2 separate regions of the Homo sapiens genome follow, and region 2 is linked to region 1. A link is a contact called in ENCODE Hi-C or POLR2A ChIA-PET data. All regions are on one chromosome and are shown on one strand. Each heading gives the region's core, a stretch centred on a gene start or an enhancer-like site at or near the end of the contact. The rest is flanking DNA. Distances are from core to core; before and after follow the strand shown.

What was found. Hi-C counts contacts between places; a loop is a spot of excess contacts on that map. ChIA-PET counts read pairs that join two places held with the same protein, here RNA polymerase II (POLR2A). Pooled maps may share reads with other maps.
Region 2: a loop to region 1 is called in a pooled map, with 5 times the contacts of the local background. The contact joins the enhancer-like site here to the promoter of TOMM40L in region 1. A Hi-C loop is called at or near these places in 1 of 168 maps with a recorded cell type or tissue (natural killer cell) and 4 of 50 pooled maps. POLR2A ChIA-PET finds 5 or more read pairs at or near these places in 2 of 52 experiments (GM12878 and MCF 10A).

Annotation. Positions count from the first base shown.
Region 1 is chr1:161,223,968-161,228,354 of GRCh38, reverse strand. It overlaps TOMM40L (translocase of outer mitochondrial membrane 40 like), which reads right to left and starts at 2,295. Exons shown (of 10, transcript NM_032174.6): 1 at 2,219-2,295; 2 at 1,751-2,000; 3 at 1,400-1,467; 4 at 1,005-1,097; 5 at 618-719; 6 at 366-471; 7 at 47-169. The coding sequence starts at 1,865. MIR5187 (microRNA 5187) reads right to left here and starts at 1,169; the gene lies at 1,094-1,169. RefSeq lists enhancers at 556-735, 2,250-2,319, 2,780-2,889.
Region 2 is chr1:161,619,240-161,623,626 of GRCh38, reverse strand. FCGR3B (Fc gamma receptor IIIb) reads left to right here. Exons shown (of 5, transcript NM_001244753.2): 5 at 1-431. It also overlaps the pseudogene RPS23P9. Among named protein-coding and RNA genes, the nearest start is that of TRL-CAA6-1, 9.4 kb to the right of the region's middle. Within about 2 kb of position 2,011, at least 19 of the 41 ENCODE cell types and tissues checked have a DNase peak (open chromatin) inside an H3K27ac peak, as active enhancers do; they include GM12878 and natural killer cell, where a contact is called at or near this core.

The DNA of each region.
Region 1 (4,387 bases), core at 1,046-3,545:
CCAGAATTGCCCCCCACCACCACCACTACTTCACTTCGCCCCATACCCGAGTACTTCCCAGCCAGTGTCAAGATGGCCCCCTCTTCGCCTGGCCGCCGGTGATAAACTAGCTCTCCTCCCAGCACCAGCCGATGAGTGAGGCTCTGCAGGAAGTGAGCAACCATGATCACTGTGGGGGAATGGGGAGACATGGAGTCAGTCATAGAGACAATATCCAGACCTGCTCCCTCACTCCCAATAACCGCCACCCCAGCCTGCCCAAGAAGTTCCTTTTCTAAACTCCAAACTGTACAGAAGATGAAGAGGCATAGTAACATTAGCAAATGGGCCGCCAAGATAAAAAGAACCCTGTCCCAGTTCCTCACCCGACTCCCCAATCAGGTCAGGATTTCCTAGGGTCAGAGTGGCTGTGTAGTCATCTCCCCGATACTCGCCATCAAACTGCCATGTCAGGAACTTGGCCTGCTGCGTCTGGGTGGCAAGAGCAAGAAGTAAAATCTCCCTCCCTCTTTATGATCATTATAGACTCTGCTCCTCCTTCCAAGCCCTCAGAGCAGGAAACCCGTGGAGGAGAAAGAGGAAGTGCCTCAGGGGATGGAGGCAGGAACTGTGGTCACCTGGAAGACAGCCTTAGCTCGGAGCCGCTCTGCCAAGAGGAGCAAGACCTGGGCGTTCAGGCTGCCACTGCTGTCCATATCCCCTACCACAGTGGGGAACACCTGTGGAAGGGTGTACACAGTAGTAAGGCTGAGCCGGATGGCACCACTCAGCCTAAACCCAAATATAGAACTTCATTAAGAGTGCACAGCGCCCCCTGGTGGAGTCACAAAGACACACTCTGGGCTCTTCACAGAAAATGTTTCTCTACCCTCTCTCATTCAGAAAAGACACAGAGAATCAGGTTACGGCCCATTCCTCCCCATAACACACACAATTCCTCTTCCTCCAGACCTGGGTCCCAGATTGGTTTTTAGGGAGATGACCCAGGTGTGTGGAGCCCTCACCTCAGTGGGACTGAGCTGCCAATCCCCTGCATAGGCCGCATGGAGGTGATATCCCGGCAAGCCCAGGGCACTCATGTGTATAGTGTGCGCCACCTGAGGAAAAGAGGATTCAGTGGAGAAAAGCGCATTCCTGCTCCACTTCAATCCCTCATCCCACCCTTAGTCTTTTCCCCATCCAGAGGGCCTCTCAAGAATCCTAAATATTCCAACATATACAGAGAAGGTCATCGGATTAAAAGCAACAAGTCCCACAGGCACGGAGGTAAAGAGAACCCCACATCCTCCCTCATTTGTCCCACATAGACTGGCTAGGGCTGGAGTACAAAGGAAAGGAGAAGATGATCCAGGGACAGGAAAGGGGGAATAGTAAGGAGGGGCCAGAGAAGTGGGAGCACCTGGAAATGGCTGCTCAGAACCTTGTTGACAACGAGCTTCACTCCCTCCATCTGTGCTGGGAATACATCTGAAGGGGGTAGGGGAAGGGAAGGAATAAGCACAGACAAAGAACCCCTACCCCAAAAGATAGTCTCCCCTTTCAATCCCATAGGGAACACTTTGGAGGAATTAACCTCCTTTCAAGTCCTGCAATGAAATGCTCCACTTCATTTGGGCACCTGATCCTCCCTGAGGCTGCATGACCCAGCTATGATCTCCCCTTTCCTGCTCCCATCGCCGGACATCCGGCATTCAAGACCCTCCACTCCTCTGCCCCTTCATCCTGAGACACCCAAGTGCCAAGTTCTCACCTTTGCATAGACGGTGCAGCTCATCGAAGCTCCCAGGGTTGGGCAGGGGTTCCTCTCGGCGGGGGCTCCGGCGGGGCAAAGTCCCCATTGGTGCCAGGCCCAATGTGTTCCCCATTTTAGTCCAGAGGACTGGGAAGAGCCGAGGTTAGCCTGTGAAAGGACGCTATTGCCCCTTTACCCCCCAACGGGCCCCACCCCCCATTATCCGGCTCCCCAGCCTCAGAAACTTCCACATGGTCCGACGCTACACCTGGAACAGGAAGAGTAGGGAAGGAGAGCACTCATGGAGAGACAACCCTAGGCACACTCCCGCCCCATCTTTGATCTCTCACCCCCACTTGTCACCCTTGTCCTCTCTCCCTTTCTCTGATCCTAGCCCCCACCACAGACTTCACCTAGCTCCCTAGCCTCTCTATTCTTCATTCCCAGGCCCCAAGACCAGGCCCGCAATGGTGCAGTATCCCTTACCATCTCAGACCATCATGCTGCCCCTTTCCCCCCGGCACACCCCGGTCATCTTGATGGGGGCAGCCATCTTGAGTGATGGCAGAACTGCAGCTTCACGCTGCATTCTTAGCGTGGCCGTAAGCGCCATCTTTGAATCTGGCAAAGAAAGCTGTCAAAGACCCAACCCAACCCTGATTGGGCCCCGCCCAATCAATGAAAAAAAAAAAAAAAAAAAAAAGCCTCGCTATTTACCATGGGCCAATGGGAAGGGAGGAAGAAAATGAGTGGCAGGTCTGACGGCCCAAGAGCTTCAACCCTGGAGCTGCAGAGGCGGGCAGGACTTGATTGGTGGCCCCTTAGACTTAAGTGGAAGGCTTTAGATCACTAGGCCTCTCCAAGGTCGGAAAAAAACTTGTGAGCGTACAAGACACTAGAGGGAGCATCTTGTAGCTTGGGCCACTGAAGCTCCTTCCACCCATGTAGTTTCATCCATGAGAAAAGTGGAACTACAGCTTGTAGACTGGCATAGTGTGAAGGGTGGCAGAAAGAACGATTATGAAGACTTCTTTGGAACCCTGGTTCATTTCTATCGCTCCCTTCTCTCCAAAGAACCCATGGGAAATCCTCCTCACAGCCCTCCACAGCACACCTCCAAATGAGTACTACTCATTAAGCGCAGCACTCCCTAGAACAGGGACCCACCCTTCTCTTCTGGAGGTCTACATCTCTCGAAGTCCCCGCTCTTGACCACTTGGTGGAATGGAAACGGGTGTGAGAGTTTGGCGCAGAGGAGTAAGTTCTAGCAGAACTATTCGCTGAAACAGCTGCTTTCTGTATTTAACCCTTCCTTCCCTGAGTCCCAAGGCAGAGTTGGCAAATAAAATCTAGGAATATGGAGCCTGGCCCCCAAAGGCACTCCATCCCAGGACCAGGGACAAGCCAAAGGGCTGACCTCAAGCACTAAGCGCTCCACAGGGGAATAATTGAAAATGGAGTAAGAGTTCTTGGTCTTGGAGGGTGAAGGGTGGGAGGAGGGAGAAGATCAGGAAAAATAACTAATGGATATTAGGCTTAATACCTGGGTGATGAAATAATCTGTACAACAAATCCCCATGACACAAGTTTACGTGTGTAACAAACTTGCATATATAGGCCAGGGGCGGTGGCTGATGCCTGTAATCCTAGCACTTTGGGAGGCCGAGGCGGGCAGATCACCTGAGGTCGGGAGTTCAAGACCAGCCTGACCAACATGGGGAAACCCCGTCTCTACTAAAAGTACAAAATTACCCGGGCGTGGTGGCGCATGTCTGTAATCCCAGCTACTTGGGATGCTGAGGCAGGAGAATCCTTGAACCCGGGAGGTGGAGGTTGCAGTGAGCCGAGATCATGCCATTACGCTCCAGCCTGAGCAACAAGAGCAAAACTCCGTCTCAGGAAAACAAACAAAAAAACCTGCACATATACTTCTGAATTTAAAACAAAAGTTAAAAAACAAAGATTTCTTGGTCTCTGGTCACTACCTCCCTCATCAGCTTTGCGCCTCCACTGTCACCCTCAGGAATGTTCCACATACTCAGCGAGTATGCTTGGGGGGCAAAAGGGTGAAAGATACAAAAGCTTCTGATATCTATTTAACTGATTTCACCCAAATGCTTTGAACCTGGGAATGTACCTCTCCCCCTCCCCCACCCCCAACAGGAGTGAGACAAGGGCCAGGGCTATTGCCCCTGCTGACTCAATATTGGCTAATCACTGCCTAGAACTGATAAGGTGATCAAATGACCAGGTGCCTTCAACCTTTACCCTGGTAGAAGCCTCTTATTCACCTCTTTTCCTGCCAGAGCCCTCCATTGGGAGGGGACGGGCGGAAGCTGTTTTCTGAATTTGTTTTACTGGGGGTAGGGTATGTTCAGTGATCAGCATCCAGGTCATTCTGGGCTCTCCTGTTTTCTCCCCGTCTCATTACACATTAACTCAAAAACGGACAAGATCATTTACACTTGCCCTCTTACCCGACCCTCATTCCCCTAACCCCCATAGCCCTCAACCCTGTCCCTGATTTCAATTCCTTTCTCCTTTCTTCTGCTCCCCAATATCTCTCTGCCAAGTTGCAGTAAAGTGGGATAAGGTTGAGAGATGAGATCTACCCATAATGGAATAAAGACACCATGAGCTTTCCATGGTATGATG
Region 2 (4,387 bases), core at 762-3,261, 400 kb before region 1:
GAGAAGAAAGAACCAACCAGAAGCACACAGGAAGGAAAGCGCAGGAGGTGAAAATGCTTTCTTGGCCGGGGTAGTAAGAATTAGAGGTTAATGCAGGGACTGTAAAACCACCTTTTCTGCTTCAATGTCTAGTTCCTGTATAGCTTTGTTCATTGCATTTATTAAACAAATGTTGTATAACCAATACTAAATGTACTACTGAGCTTCACTGAGTTACGCTGTGAAACTTTCAAATCCTTCTTCATGTCAGTTCCAATGAGGTGGGGATGGAGAAGACAATTGTTGCTTATGAAAGAAAGCTTTAGCTGTCTCTGTTTTGTAAGCTTTCAGTGCAACATTTCTTGGTTCCAATAAAGCATTTTACAAGATCTTGCATGCTACTCTTAGATAGAAGATGGCAAAACCATGGTAATAAAATATGAATGATAAAATTCTTTCTTCTTCCCTTTGTCCAACATTGTAACAGAGATTGGTTTGGATTGGTAAGAAACACCCCCTCCTCCCAGCAGCCATCTCACCACAACTCATATGAATTAGCCAGCTTGCTTTCCAAATCTTGCTGAGAAAATTGGGCTAAGGGGGATTCTTATGGGAAGTATGGGATAGGAGGGTGAATAAGCATTAGAGATCGTTTTAGAGCATTGGGGCAGATAGGAGAAGGCACAGCTACACAGGAGGTAGAGGCCTGGGCAGAGGTAGAGGGTCAGCCTGATTGTATGAATTATGAGCTATATACCAAGACGATTCAAGCTAGATTACATACATAAATATTACATAAGATTCCGACACGACACAGGTGCATTTGGAAACCTTGGACATTCAACTCACATTTATTTACTACCTACAATGTGCAAGCTTGAGTTCAGGTGCTGAAGATACCAGATGAACAACACAGGGTCATTCCCTGGAGAAGCTTTATTTCTAGTGAGAAAAACAGTTAAATAGGAAGAGAATGAAGAAAGGGCTGCAGAAAAGAGGCTTGATTTGGGGGGTGTGGTCATGAAGGATGAGTAGGAGTTCGCCAGGCAAAGAAGAGAAGAAAAGCCCAAGGTTCATAGGCAAAGATTCAAAAGCCAGAGTGTGAGTTCAAGAAAGCAGTTTGGTTCTGTGTCGGTGAGGGAGAGGAAAGAGTTTCAGGGCCAGATCATGAAGGGCATTACCTTCCAAACTAAGAAGATCGTATCAGACCCTGCAATACATTGAGAGAGTTTAAGCAGACCAGGTTTATACCGTATAGTATTTTAGAAGGATTCTCTGGCAACTACTTGATGGATGGACGGGACAGGAGAGCTGAAGACCGGAAACCAGATAGGGCATGCAAGGCAGGATGCAATAACCCAAAGGGAGCAATGAGGAAGTAACTGGCGGTGAGGCTGGAGAGGAAGGTGCTTAATCAACAAGGTATTTAGGAGGCCGACTCTCCAAGAATTGGCAGCCGGCAGTACATGGCATGACTAAGGACCAGGTTCCACACATAGTGCCCGTTTTCTGAGTTAGGAAATAGAAAGGCAAGGCAGGTACAGGTTTGGTGGAAAGACAAACAATTTGTTTTGGTATTATTAGTACTTACTTCCTTTGGTCAGTAAATTTTCTTAAAGTGTCAGTTTCCATAACGTAATTGCAGTGGTTAAGCAGCTAAGAGTTATCACTACAACCCTAGTCGGAAAAACCAAATACCTCAAAATTACCCGTACAGCACTAAGGCAGAAGAGGACATTGGGAACCACACAACGCGGAGGTCAGCTGCCAGGGATCCCGGCGGTTAGCACCGCGGCTGGTTTTGAGAGCCAAGGCTCCAGCGCTCCCGGCGGATAGCATCGCACGCGGTTTTTTTCAGTGAAAGTTTCAAAAACTCAAGGTTCACAAAAGTGGGACTTCTGTCCCGGGGTGGGAACGAACCACCAACCTTTCGTTTAACAGCCGAAGGCGCTAACCGATCGCGCTACAGAAACGGGCGTTGGCGACCTGGGCTGCCAAGTCACTTCACTGAAGAAAAAATGCTCAGCACTCTTACGTCTCCAAAAAATTTGAAGTTGATTTGAAACCAGTGACACAATTAGCTTTCCGTGCTTCAGGGCGCGGCTCACAGCCCTGAGCGAGGCAGGTCTTTTTTCCGCGCTAGCACTTGCCTAGATCTGGAGCAGGACTCAGCTTCCAGCAGAAGAGGCTGAGAAAGGGAGAGCAGAAGAGGATGCAGGAACGAAGGGTCTTCGGGGAATCCAAAATGGATGCTCTCTGTGATTTCGGGGGTTCCGTTGATTTTGGTCAGAGAAATACGACGATAAGCTTTTTTTGCTGATGTAGACAACTTATGTATGCATGTGCACACGTTTAGTGCTGACTCATAAAAAGGTTATTGTCGTGAGCATTAAAAATATTTTCTTTCAGGTCCAATCACGTCCAGCAAAATGTGATATCTAAGTAAGTGAGTTTTGTGTTACAAAATTAGTCTTCAACCCACGCTGTTTTGAAAGGTTTCTACGGGCATATTAGCCATGCAGACAGAACACGGAGCTTAAAAAGCCTGTAACATTCCAATTAATGGTATTCAGCTTGGAAATAAAAAATATTTTTTAAAAAATGCCTGCAACTTAAGGACTTTCATGCTGACATATCCAGATCCAAATGTCTGAGGACAGAGACCCCTAATTCCACCACCATCGACCTAGGGAATCTCGTCAGTGCTGGGTCTAAAAAGCCTTTTTTTTCTTTAATTCATATATATATACTTCAAGTTCTAGGCTACATGTGCACAAGGTGCAGGTTTGTTACATATGTATACATGTGCCATGTTGGTGTGCTGCACCCATTAACTCGTCATTTACATTAGGTGTTTTTCCTAATGTTATCCCTCCCCCCTTCCCCACCCACGACAGGTCCCGGTGTGTGATGTTCCCCACCCGTGCACACGTAAGTTTATTGCGGAAATATTCACAATAGCAAAGACTTGGAACCAACCCAAATGTCCATCAATGATAGACTGGAGTAAGAAAATGTGGCACATATACACTATAGAATACTATGCAGCCATAAAAAAGGATGAGTTCATGTCCTTTGTAGGGACATAGATGAAGCTGGAAACCATCAGTCTAAACAAACTTTCGCAAGGACAGAAAATCAAACACCGCATGTTCTCACTCATAGGTGGGAATTGAGCAATAAGAACACTTGGACAAAAGCCATTTTCTATACTGCCCAAGACCCAGGGCCTCTCCATAGCCTCCACACAGAATCTCCTTTCTTTCTGCCCTGCCATCCTCTGTCATCAGTGGGCTCCAGTTTAGTTGCAGGTGGAAGTTTTCAATGATGTTTAGTGAAATGAGAAGACATGCAAACATAGATATGCATATGCAGAAATTATATATGCATATATGTTTATGTGTACACATATTTTATATCTTATGTAAAATACATATATGTGTATCATATGTATACTAAATAAGTAAATAAATAAATTTGCCAAATGATCTTTAAACTAGAGTCATTTATTTTTTTTTAATTAATTTTTTTTTTTGAGATGGAGTCTTGCTCTGTTGCCCAGGCTGGAGTGCAGTGGTGCGATTTCGGCTCACTGCAACCTCCACCTCCCACATTCAAGCAATTCTCCTGCCTCAGCCTCCTGAGTAGCTGAGAAGATTACAGTCATGGGCCACCATGCCCGGCTAATTTTTGTGTTTTTTTTTTTTTTTTTGAGACAGAGTCTCGCTGTCGCCCAGGTTGGAATGCAGTGGCGCGATCTCGGCTCACTGCAGGCTCCGCCCCGCAAGGTTCACGCCATTCTCCTGCCTCAGCCTCCCGAGTAGCTGGGACTATAGGCGCCTGCCACCTCGCCCAGCTAATTTTTTTGTATTTTTAGCAGAGATGGGCTTTCGCTATATTGGCCAGGCTGGTCTCAAACTCCTGACCACAGGTGATCCTCCCGCCTCAGACTCCCAAAGTGCTGGGATTACAGGCAAGAGCCACCGTACCAGGCCTAGAGTCATTTCTTTTATTTTAAATTTTTGTCTCTGTTCTTTTGCTCAGACCTGTGGAGCTGGCAATATGGGCAAGTGTCATGGACTGTCTACCTCCAGGAAGCTCCATTGTCACCGACAGGATCAGAAGTGGCATGGTAAATGGTACAAGAAAGCCCATTCGGGCACAGTCCTGAAGACCAGCCCTTTTGGAGGTGCTTCTCATGCAAAGGGAATTGGGCTGGAAAAAGTAGGGATTGGAGCCAAATAGCCCAGCTCTGCCACTGAGAAGTGTGCCAGGGCCAAGCTGATCATCCAGCATAAGCTAGATGCTGTGGTCTCCACTGGCACAGCTGATCCTCTTGTTACAGGTTGGAGGCTGTGAGGCAGATGAGAGAACAGCAAGAAAATCACAGCCTTTGTACCTGATGATG